Linked DNA regions of Homo sapiens: region 2 is linked to region 1. A link is an interaction called in ENCODE POLR2A ChIA-PET data of the cell type or tissue named here. Cell type or tissue: Caco-2. All regions are shown on one strand. Each heading gives the region's core, and the rest is flanking DNA. Links, peaks and the distances in the headings are about the cores only. Region 1 holds the start of MAB21L4 (mab-21 like 4). Region 2 holds the start of KIF1A (kinesin family member 1A).

Region 1 (5,361 bases), core at 80-5,079:
TCTGAAGTCAGAAGTTCGAGACCAGCCTGGCCAACATGGTGAAACCCTGTCTCTACTAAAAATACAAAAATTAGCTAGGCGTGGTAGCCCATGCCTGTAATCCCAGCTACTCAGGATTCTGAGGCAGGAGAATCGCTTGAACCCAGGAGGCGGAGTGAGCCAAGATCGTGCCATTGCACTCCAGCCTGGGTGACAGAGTGAGACTCAGTCTCACAAACAAACAAACAAAAGGCCCCAGAGGAGAGACTGAGGCCAGCCCCTGGTCCACGCAGAAGCCCAGCCTCAGAGCCCACTTGGGGCTCAAGACACCAATAGACAACTCAGCCATAAGCTGATAAGACACGGGCACACACCTGCACACGCATTCACACCCCTGCACTCACGCGCACGCAGGCAGGCACACACACACCCCTCCCACCTGGTGCAACATCATCAGACACTGGAAGTGGGCACGGGATGGCCTCGGGGAGCCTCGAGGTCACAGGCTGTGACTGGCAAGAGAGCCGCCTGCCCAGAGCCGTGTGAGGGACCCTCCTGCAAGGCCACCAGTGAAGCAGCTGCCCCAGACTCCAGCCACTGGACGACTGGCAGCCGTGGAACCCCCGTGCAAACACACACGACACGGAACACGTCATCTGTCTTGTTACAGGCATTTGGAGCTGGAAGACCTAAGTGAGGTCTCCCGACTTCTGTGCCCCAACACACTGTTCACACTTGCACAGTGTCACACACGTGCACACATGCCTGTGCGTGCAGTCACACACAGAAGACAGTCGCCACCCTGTGTGCACGTACATGGCAATCACACACATGTGCACTCACACACTTGCACACAGACACCCACACAGCAGCCCCTCGGTACACGCAGATACGCGTGCAGAGTGGGCTGTGCCTGTACCTGGTGCGATGAGACTGTGGTGCTTGCAGTGTACGATGGCTGCTACCAGCAGGTCCTTGAGGACACACAGGACCTTGCTGGGCACAATGTGTCCACGGCACTTGGCGTCACCCTCCGAGGAGGCAGTGAAGGTATCCTCGGTGGTCCACCGCTCCAGGCCAGCCCCTTCCCTGGGCACACCCAGGTGGCATAATTCAAGGCCATCCTCCGGCTGGGTGGCCTCTGGTTCCTCAATCAGTAGAGCCTCGGCATCCACCCACAGGGGCACCTCCATGTCCATTGGGTCCTCAGAGGAGCGCAGGGCGAACTGGAAGGCCTCCAGGCCACGGGAGTAGTCCACGATGAAGCGGGGGTCCAGGGCATGCACGCGCTCCAGCACCGTGAGCAGCACGTTCTCTGCGCGCTGGAAGTCCTGGGCACGCGGCGCCTCCCGGGACCGGATGGCCTGCAGGTAGTGGTGCCACAGGGGCACCTGCACGGCCATGGCTGAGGTGGGGAGAGCAGGGGCAGGCATCCCTTCAACAGTGGCAGGTGAGGGCCAGTGGCCCCTGAGGAGGACTCCGCAGGCCAGCTGTGCAGATGGGCTGTGAGGAGGCACCTGCCCAGGTGAGCAGCAGGTCTGCAGGTGGGGCCTCAGCTCCCACACAGCAGAATTCCAGAGTGACAGCACAGTGTGGCAGGTGAAATAGCTGAACTATTTAAGGCCTTTGAAGTGGGGGTGAGTCAGTCCCCAGCAATTGGGAATGTCACAGGGGCCATGCAGGGCAGGCGGGGGCTGGGTTTGGTTACCACCCTCCTCCCTCCCTTCAGAAGAGCTCTCTCATCTTAGGCCCAAGGCACGGCCCCTGTCCCAGCCAGGCTTGGGGTCCCTGGAGAAATATTGCCGCTGGACTGTGCCGTCCCTGGGATGGGAGCCTCTGTGTGTTGCTGATGGGCCTCCTTCCACCCTCCTCCCCACAGCCCAGGGGCCGGGTATCTGGATCAGGCCCCCCTGCCCCAGCCTCCCTGCCAGGTTGGAGGGAACACAAGGCACCCCGTGGCTCAGTGAGGAAGGGGAGGCAGGGCGGTGGCTGCCCAGACCCCGCTGTGGGGGAGCCCCCGACTCTCTAAGGCTGCCTGGAAGGCTGGGAACCTGGAGGCTGCGTCTCTGCAATGTTCCCCTCAGACACCTGTGCCCGGCTTACAGGCTGCAGTCCTGGCATGGCTCCTGCCTCTGCCCCAGCTGTGCATCCAGCCATCTGGGCCCTGGACCCCTGGGCTACCAGTCCCCACCCCACCCCACCCCACCCTGCCCAGCCTCCAACCTGAGAGGAGCTGGCACCCACCTAGCCTGGGAGCTGGAGCTCGTCTGGTTCTGGAGAAAAGCAGTCTCCGTGGCTCCACCTCACCCAGGTGGAGAAACTCGCCCCACCATCCCCCTCCAGCACCTGCACCAGGTACCCTGCCAGCCCCGCCCCCCTCCCCTGCTCAGGGCCGTGCAAGTCCCAACCAGCAGGGAGCCGCCCCATCGACCCTTGGCCCTGCCAGCTGGCCGAGTGCATCGGGTGCTCAGCCACAGGGGTGTCTGCAAACAGTGAACATGGAGATGGCCCCACAGGGGCGTCGTGGAGATGCTGCCCCTGTAGCCACCGCACGTGGGCCTCTCACCCCCCGGGGAGCTGCATCTGAGTCAGAGCTGTGGGCAGAACCAGGATCCCAGGAGGGGTGGGGCAGGGGGCAACAGCCACTCACTTCCTGGTGCTTGGAAGCCCCTATGAGGGGCTGCAGCCCAGTGAGCGGGTCTCTGCTTCCATGCCTCCCAGGACAGGGAGCTCACCACCTCACAGGGTAGCCCACGGTCAAGCGAGAGACAGATATCCCTCCTCCAAGCTGGCCCACTCCTGTTCCCTGGAGTTGCTTAGAGCACGTGTCCCCCTCCCCGAGGGCAGCCATTCAGGTTCAAGGCCCCATTTGTCCTGGGCCCTCACCCACGGCCTGCCTAGGTCCCCACACACAGCCGTGTGCCACACTCCTCCATCTCCACAGGACTCTGGCCTGGGGGAGGTGGACGCTGCTGCAGGGCAGCTGGGGTCCTACCCCTCACCCTCGGCCGCAGTGGCCCAGGGAGCTCATCTGCCTGTTCTGGGCCTTGGCTTCAACATCTGTGATTTGATGACACCTTCAGTGTCCCAGCTCCTCCTTCCCAGGAACCTCCCGGTGTTCTGAATTCGCCCAGGAGACCCCCAACCACACCCCAATCTACCCAAAGTGCCCAGGGGCTCTGAGCCATGGGAGGGGCTCGGCTTCTCAGCCCCCAAGCTGCTCCCTCCAGTGGCCACAGAGCAGGGCCCTTCTCCCTCGGGAGCGGCCCCCAGGCTTTGCATCCTCCTTTGCCCCTAAAGCCCCCTCTCCACTGCTGTCAACACCAAGAGCACAAGACCATGTCCCCCCTTTCCTCTCTTCAGCAGGGGATTCCACCTGGCTGACACCCTGTCCTGTCCTTCGCTGGCTCTGGCCTCCTGGCTCCCACCAGTTCCTGAGCTGAATCCAGCTGGTTGCCCCAAGGGACCCCACTCTCTCCACCTGTGCCCCAGCTGAGGTCAGAGCCTCTGATGGGCCAGGCCCCATCCTTGCCCCTTGGCCCTTCTGGCAGGTGGTGAATGACATGGTGAGCTCCCTATGGCTGGAACGGTGTCACACTCCTCAGTGTACCCTAGAGCCAGGCACGATGCCAGGCACACAGGAGCATGTGGAGTACACCAGGGAACTGTGGACAAGCAAAGGTCCCCGGGAAGCTGGACCTGTGGGAGAGAGAGGAGAGCCGCTGCTGACGGAGGGGATGCGGGCACCCGCCCTGGACGGCTGGGCAGCTTTGACCACAAAGGGGCCAAGTGCTCCAGAGGCCTTCAGGCAGCCACTAGCCACAGTGCACCCAGGACTCCAACTCTGACCCCAGGAGGGTAGCGTGGTGAGGGTGGGGAGGGTCAGAGAAACCAGACGTGTCCTGGGGCCTTGGCAACTCAAGAAGGGGTTCCTTGGCACCTGTGGCAACCGCAAATGCTCAGATGGGTGTTGATTCAGTCTCTCAGTAGAGCTCAGGGCCAGAGCACGGATCCTGTATTTCAGGAAGTCCCGGATGTGCTGGGAAAGGCGGGGTGGGAAGCAGACATTCCGGCCTGAACAGAGTCCCAGGGCTGAACCTAGGGAAGCAACAGGGGCACACCCTGAGCCGTGGGGGCTCCACGCAGCTGCAGCCCACAGCAGGGGCATGTTTCCAGGGGTGCGACAGACCACGGCGGAGGTAAAATGACAGAAGTGAATTCTCACAGCTCTGGAGGCAGACGTCCAAGAGCATGGTGTTGTGTGGCTGGGCTCCCTCCGGAGGCTCCAGGGAAGCGCAGCTCCCACCTCTCCCAGCTCCAGTGCAGCCGCGTTCCTTGGCCACGTCTCTCCATCTCCGTCCTCACGTGGCCCTCTCCTGTGGGCAGCTGTGCTATCTCTTTCTGCTTCTCTTACAAGGACACTGGGGAGACCATTTAGGGCCACCAGGCCGTCCCAGATGATCTCATCCCATAGGCCTCCCACAGTTCAGTCTGTTACCACGTAAGATCTCAATTCACCCACGGTTCAGTCTGTTACCGTGTAAGGCCACACTCTCTCCTGTGCTTTATAAGGTCCTGTTCACAGGTTCTGGGGACTAGGAGGTGGCTGTTCCTCAGCCAGCTACGGTCAGCAGCCCCCATACCACCGCGTGCCAGGAGCCCTGCCAGGGCGCTGCCTGCAGGGACCCTGTGCTTGCTGCCCCTCCCCTAGCCCAGCCACCTGTTTGGGAACAGTGGGCACAGCTCTGTGCAGCCTCAGGCATGCAAAAGCAACCAAGACAGGAGTCTCCAGCCGAGGTCTACACCAGCCACCAATGCCTGCAGTACTCCGGGAAGGAGACCCTTCTTCTGCATCGGGCCCTTCTCTCCAGGACACTGTGGTCCGATTCAGCCAAGGTGCCCAGAGTACCTGCCAGGCCTGCTCAGGCTTAGGTGCGGATGCAGAAAAGTCAGACTTGAGCAGACGAGCTTGGCACCATGGTGTGGCCTGAGCAAGTCGCTGCCCCGCCTGGGCTCCAGGTCCTCAACGGACAGTGAGGAGTCCACAGGAGACAGACTCTCAGACAGAATCCAGCCGCCCAGCGCCCAGACGCCCTTTACGCAGATGCCTCTGCGGGGAAGCAGCTTCCGTGCTGACATGAGCAGTCTGGACTTCAGGATAAAGCTGCAATGCTCACCACGAGGGACAAACCCGCGTCCTGACGCCCAGAGCACATGCCCGGCCCCTGCGGCCTCCCCTTCATGGCCTAACTCTGCATCAGGGTGGCGAATAAAATGCAGGACGCCCAGCTGTTAGGATTAATCTGAAGTTCAAATCTAATTTGCATGGCACACAAACATTTATTGTTGTTGATCTGGAGTTGGAATAGAACAGGGATCCCT
Region 2 (5,361 bases), core at 221-5,220, 77 kb before region 1:
ATGGGCAGTGGGAGGTGACACCTTGAGTCCCTTTGGCCACCCATATTGTGGGTGGTGAGCCACATCCTTTGGGCCTAAGAACACTGAATGTGGCAATGACCTAGAGAGGTCCCCAGACTCTGCAGGCAGACAACCACGTGCTCATCCTACCAATCACAGCCACCCAGAGACCCAGGCCCACCACTCTCCACCCGTGGTAGCGGCTCAGGCCCCTCCCAGCTCACTGATAGATGTGCACGGATGGTCTCAGGCCTGACGGGATTGGCCAGCTAGGCATGTGCAGGGCTCAGTAAATCCCAATGACCTAATGCTGGTAGCCCCTCCATAGACCCCAATCTGGTAGGACCAGGGCTCTGTGGGAACGTCTCCCTTCCCGTCCCCACCACACCCAGTTCACCTGCTTTGGCCGGCCCGGCTGAGTGGCCTGAAGAGATGCCCTCAGTCTCCTCCAGGGCCTCCTCCTCCAGCTCACATCTCCCCCTCCACCCTTCACAAATCCCACAGGAGGACTGCCCTACCCTACTCCCAAAGGGCATGGTGGGCCCAAGGTCAGCAGTCATGACATCAGTGAGGACTGCGGGGCACAGGCTGGGCGGCCGGGCAGTGACCCCAGTTTTAATCCTGATCCAGCCAAGCATCATCCCTGGGCTTTGGGCAGAACTCCAGGCTCCACCTGTTTGTGGCTGGCCGGCTGGAGCCCCAGATGGGGCAGTCTGTGGGACATTCCAGTGGGGAAGGGGGAAAGGAGGCACCCAGGGGGGCAGCACCCGGCTGGGAGCAGGGCTGGCACACAGCAGACATCTTGCAGGCCCTCACCACAGGGACCTCCCTGGGCCCGGCCCGGGACCCCTGCCTTGACAACTGATTCCAGCCTCTGTCCACCCTGCGGACCTGCCCGGGGAGGACACCTGCAGGGCCTCAGATCCATCTGCAGCCGGAGTGAAGCTGTTCATCCGGGCCCTGCCTTGGACCCAGCACCCTCCCGAGACTTCACCCCGGGTAAAGGCTGCCCTCCTCCGATCCCACGCTGGGCCCCTCAGCCAGCGGCCTTACCGCATCCCTCCTCATCCCTCCGGTCCAGAGGGTTCCTGGGTCTTGACTCCAACCACCCCATCAACCAAACAAGGAACCCCTCTAAATAGACGGTGTGTGTTCAGTGCAAGGGCAGACCTGAGCCCTGGCCCTGGCCCATCCCACACCCTGCACCGCAAGCTCCACATCTGCTCCACTCCTGACTGCCCCACTCCTGACTGCCCCACTCCACAGCCTGGCTAAGGCTGGTGGCCAACCACACCTGCAAAATGGCCGCCGCAGGTGCAGCCCCAACCCCCACGTGGACCCCAGAGCTTCCCTTCAAACCCTCTGCTGCCTTCTCACACCACGAGGGTGCTGGCATGGCTTCCCTGGCAAAGGCCCCGCCAGCCTGAGTGCGACCTGGTGTCCCGCAGAGCCGAGCACGGTGTCGCGCTGTGCGTCCCCAGGGTGAGGCCAGTGCCAGCCCTGCGAGGCAGGGGCCTCTCCGCACCGCCTCCTCTCCGCAGCCGCAAGATCCAATCCGCTTGCCCTGGCAGGCCTTTAATTCCAGCAATGCAGGCACCCCTTGGAAAGGGCTGACGCTTGGGGAAGGGGTCCTCCAGTCTCTGGGGGAAAGTCCCTATTCCCGGGGACGTGGGCGCGCATCGGGTCCGCGCCGGGCGACGTCGCGCTCGCGCCCAGCAGGCCCCATGACTTGGCATTCCCTCCTTCCCCTCCCCCTCCCGCCCCTGCGGCCGGCAGGGCCCCCCCAACCCCACCTACCGGCGCCCAGCGCCCCGCTCCTGCGGACCCTCCCTCCCGGCGGGGATGCTGCCCCGGCCCTTCCCAGCGAGAGGGCAGCGCGGCTGGTTTGGGGGAAGTCAGCGTGAGGAGCGGCTTAAAGCGGGAGTGCGAAGGTCTTCGCGGCCACTGTTCCTTCGTGTCATCCGAGCCCGGGCGCCGGGGGCGCGCCGCCAGCCTAGACCCTGCGGCCCCGCAGCCCCTCCCTCGCCGCCGGGCCACACCTGTTACAGGGGCGCTGGCTGCTGAGACGCAGGCAGTGCTCGCCGGCGGCCCCTCCCAGGTGCTGGGTCTTTCTGGAAGGGAGCTGGGGTCTCTGGCGTGGGAGGGGGTGATGGGCAGGCCGGCCGTGCAACGAAGCGGGTGGCCAGGCCCCAACGCCGCAGCCCCCGCCCCGCCCGCCTGTTTTGCTCCCGGCTCCAGCATCCGCCCTCCCCCACCCCGGGAACCGGAGCAGCTGCCCGCGCCCGGCCGCCCTGCGCGCTCTCCCCTCGGGCCGAGGCGCTGCAGCCGCGCACCCTCCCAGGTGCGGCGTCAGCGTCCTCAGCCCCGCTCACCATCCCTCCCCTCCCCCGCCGTCTGGGCGCAGCCCCTCCCGCAGCCCCGCCGGTGGCTCCTCTCCAGGGAAGCGGAATAGCCGGGGAAGGGCGGGGGTATCCCGATCCCGCCGGCCGGGCGAGCCCTCCCGAGGGCGACCCCCGCCCGCCTAAGCCGAGGGTCCCGCTGCAGCCGAGATCGCGGCAAAGGGACCTTTTCCAGCGGCACCTGAAGGGCGGACACCCCTGAATTTCCCCCATTGTTCTCTGCGGAGATGGAGGAAGGTCTGGAAGTGAAGGGGCCTCGCAGTGCCTGCGCTTTGGGCGGCAACAAGGGCGCCGGGCCGGAGCTCCCCGCCCTGGGCGCAGTGGGTGCAGGTGCGGGCTGCGGGCGCGGGCTGCCGGGCGCAGGTGCGGGGCGAGGGGCGCGGGCGCGGGAGGCCGGGCGGGCGGCGGCCTTACCTCTCCGGCGTCACTGGCGGCGGCCCCGCATGGGCACTGGCATGGGCGCGGGCTCTCGAGCCCGGAGCTGCTGCCGCTCGCCGGCTGCTCTGCGCTGTGACGGCGCCGCCGCGTGACGGGCTGCGCGCCCCCGGCCCGGACCGCCCCGCGCCCCTCCCGAGGCGCTGGTTGGCTGCGCGCGGCGTCCGAGCTCCAGTCGCCAGCTGGTTTGTCGCGCGGGGAGAGGGACGGGCGACGCGGCCGCCGCGGGGATGGGGCTGGGGACGGAGGGGGCCGGGGCCGGGCTGTGACGTCACCGCTGACACCGCGGCGGGCCCCGCGGAGGGTGGGGGACCGACACCCGGCTCGGACGCAGCGTCCCCTCCCCCGGCGTGCCCCTGAGACCTCGCGGGGGAGGGACCCGGCGGCGCCCCGTCCCGAAGCCCCGCGTGCACCTGAACTTGCCCGCGGACCCCTCGCCGGGCCGTCCCCCACCCTGGCCCCTTTCGAGTGAAATCGTAAAACGTCCACCTGCCCCCGCTCTGAGCCAGCGACAGACGCATCGTGGGGGGCGGGCGGGGCTGGGGAGGGAGGGCTCCTTGCGCCAGGGATGCTGGCTCCGGGTGTAACAGGTGCGCGGTGAAATCGCATCTTGTGTCGGGGCCGGGGCGCCGGGGGAAGAGCAGCAGTGACCCAGGCCCTCCCCGCCGGATGATGCAACCCGCCCGCGGACCCGCCGCCTCGCCTCTACCGCGGCTCGTGGGGACCCCCCGCCCTCCTCTCGCCCCACCTCTCCAGGCCCCCATTGTCCTCACCCCAGCCTGTCCAGTTTAACTTCCTTGGACCCCCAAGTCACACGCCGCTCGGGGGCCACCCCGGCAAACCCCAGCCTGCGTCACCCGCCCCCAGCCGCCTTCCTAGTTCCAGGGGCTGACTGGTATCTCTGTGCGCGCCACCGTCCTCCCTCCACCGTCCCAGGGCTGGGCAACTTCGACAAAGCCTCTGGGCAGCTCGCCCATGGGAACCTCCCCGCACTGCGGTGCGGGGGTGCACGGATTTCGGGCCACCCTGAACCCCGGGGCTGGGTCCCCTCCAGCCCAGCCCCTGCCATCGAGCCCCTGCCATGGGCATCCTGGCGTCGCCTGGCTAAGCCTCCCTGGCGCCCAGCAGGGGCCTGCGCTGCCCTAGCGGCCTCGCCGTTAACCATTTCATCCACACTCCTGGGAGAGCCGGCTTCACCTCAGTCCCGACAGCTGCGTGCGAGCGCCTTGCAGGTGGCTGGGGGAGATTCACATCCACTTCTGCAAGACACGGGCCCCCCACTCCCAGCCCCAGCCCCGCCGAAACCAGCTAGACAGCTCCTCCTCCTTCACTATTTCCTGGAACCGCCGGCATGAAAGAGAAATCAATTGTTCTTCCTAACCCTGGCAGAAACAATAAAACCATCTGGGCTTCTGGGGCTGGGGTCTTTATCACCTCCGTTTTCCTCATGCTTTTTAATCTGGCAAGTTCTCTATTTCTCGAGGCAATAGACATTTTTCTAGGAATTAATCTATTTCACGTTAATATTTAAATGACTAGCATATCTTTTTTTCTTTATATTCTGGCTTTTTATGGTTTTGTTTGTTTGTTTTGACAGGGTCTTGCTCTGTCTCCCAGGTTGGAGTACAGTGGTGCCATCTTGGCTCACTGCAGCCTCAGCCTCCCCAGCTCAAGCAATCCTCCCACCTCAGCCTCCCTAGTAGCTGGAACTACAAGTGTGTGCCACCACGCCCAGCTAATTTTAGCATTTTTTGTAGAGACAGGATTTTGCCCTGTTGCACAGGCTGGTCTCAAACTCCTGAGGTCAAGCCATCCACCCACCTCGGCATCCCAAAGTGCTGGGATTACTGGCATGCATTTGGCCTGTATTTTGTTTTTTGCATTTTTCTCTTTTAATATTTTTAAATATTTTCAGAGCTCCAACTTTTAGTTCTGTTAAACGTCTTTCCCGTTATTTCATTTGCTTCTGTCTTTCTGTATTATTTCCTTCCTTTGTGGTTCTTTGGATTTGATCTGTTCCTCTGTCTTGAACCAAATGCTTAGCTCCTTTTTAAGCCTTCTGATTTTCCAATAGATCTACTGTATTAAAAGCTACAAAATTCCTTCTACAGAACTGTCTTGGCTGAGTCTCACAAATTTGGACATAAAATGTTTTCATTATCATTCATATCTAATATTTTCTACTGTTCCTGATGATCTCCTTTTAAACCCAGGGTTATTTAATAATGTTATTTACTTTTCAATAGTGTTTCTTTAATTATAACCTTTTGTTACCAGGTTCTAATTTAATTGCATTGTTGTCAGAGAACAAGTCTGTATTCAGTCAAGATCCTGGCAGGAAGCAGATGGCACACTCAAATTGGGTAATTTGAGAAGGGTTTGATAAAGAGACTATTGATAAAGGTGTGGGCAGGAGGTCGGAGAGCCCCAGGGGCTTGGTGGCACTGCAGCCTTACTGCCTGCAGGGAGCGGGGCGGGCAGAAGCAGAGGCTCAGGTGGAGGGGTGCAGCCAGCCAGAGTTTCCTAG

The links. Peaks named below come from ENCODE experiments on the same cell type or tissue, not always from the same donor. Only the 100,000 strongest peaks of a DNase experiment are listed, where the experiment ranks them.
Region 2: POLR2A ChIA-PET joins it to region 1 with 8 read pairs; 2 of 35 experiments call an interaction of 5 or more read pairs at or near these places.

The regions. Positions count from the first base shown.
Region 1 is chr2:240,894,586-240,899,946 of GRCh38, forward strand. MAB21L4 (mab-21 like 4) reads right to left here and starts at 1,571. Exons shown (of 5, transcript NM_001085437.3): 1 at 899-1,571. The coding sequence starts at 1,412. RefSeq lists enhancers at 199-834, 2,107-2,742. In Caco-2, for the core only: no CTCF peak of the experiment used is centred there; DNase peaks (open chromatin) are centred at 1,556 and 2,396; H3K4me3 peaks cover 2,497 bases.
Region 2 is chr2:240,817,309-240,822,669 of GRCh38, forward strand. KIF1A (kinesin family member 1A) reads right to left here and starts at 2,911. Exons shown (of 49, transcript NM_001244008.2): 1 at 2,814-2,911. RefSeq lists an enhancer at 3,323-3,897. In Caco-2, for the core only: no CTCF peak of the experiment used is centred there; a DNase peak (open chromatin) is centred at 3,048; H3K4me3 peaks cover 1,870 bases.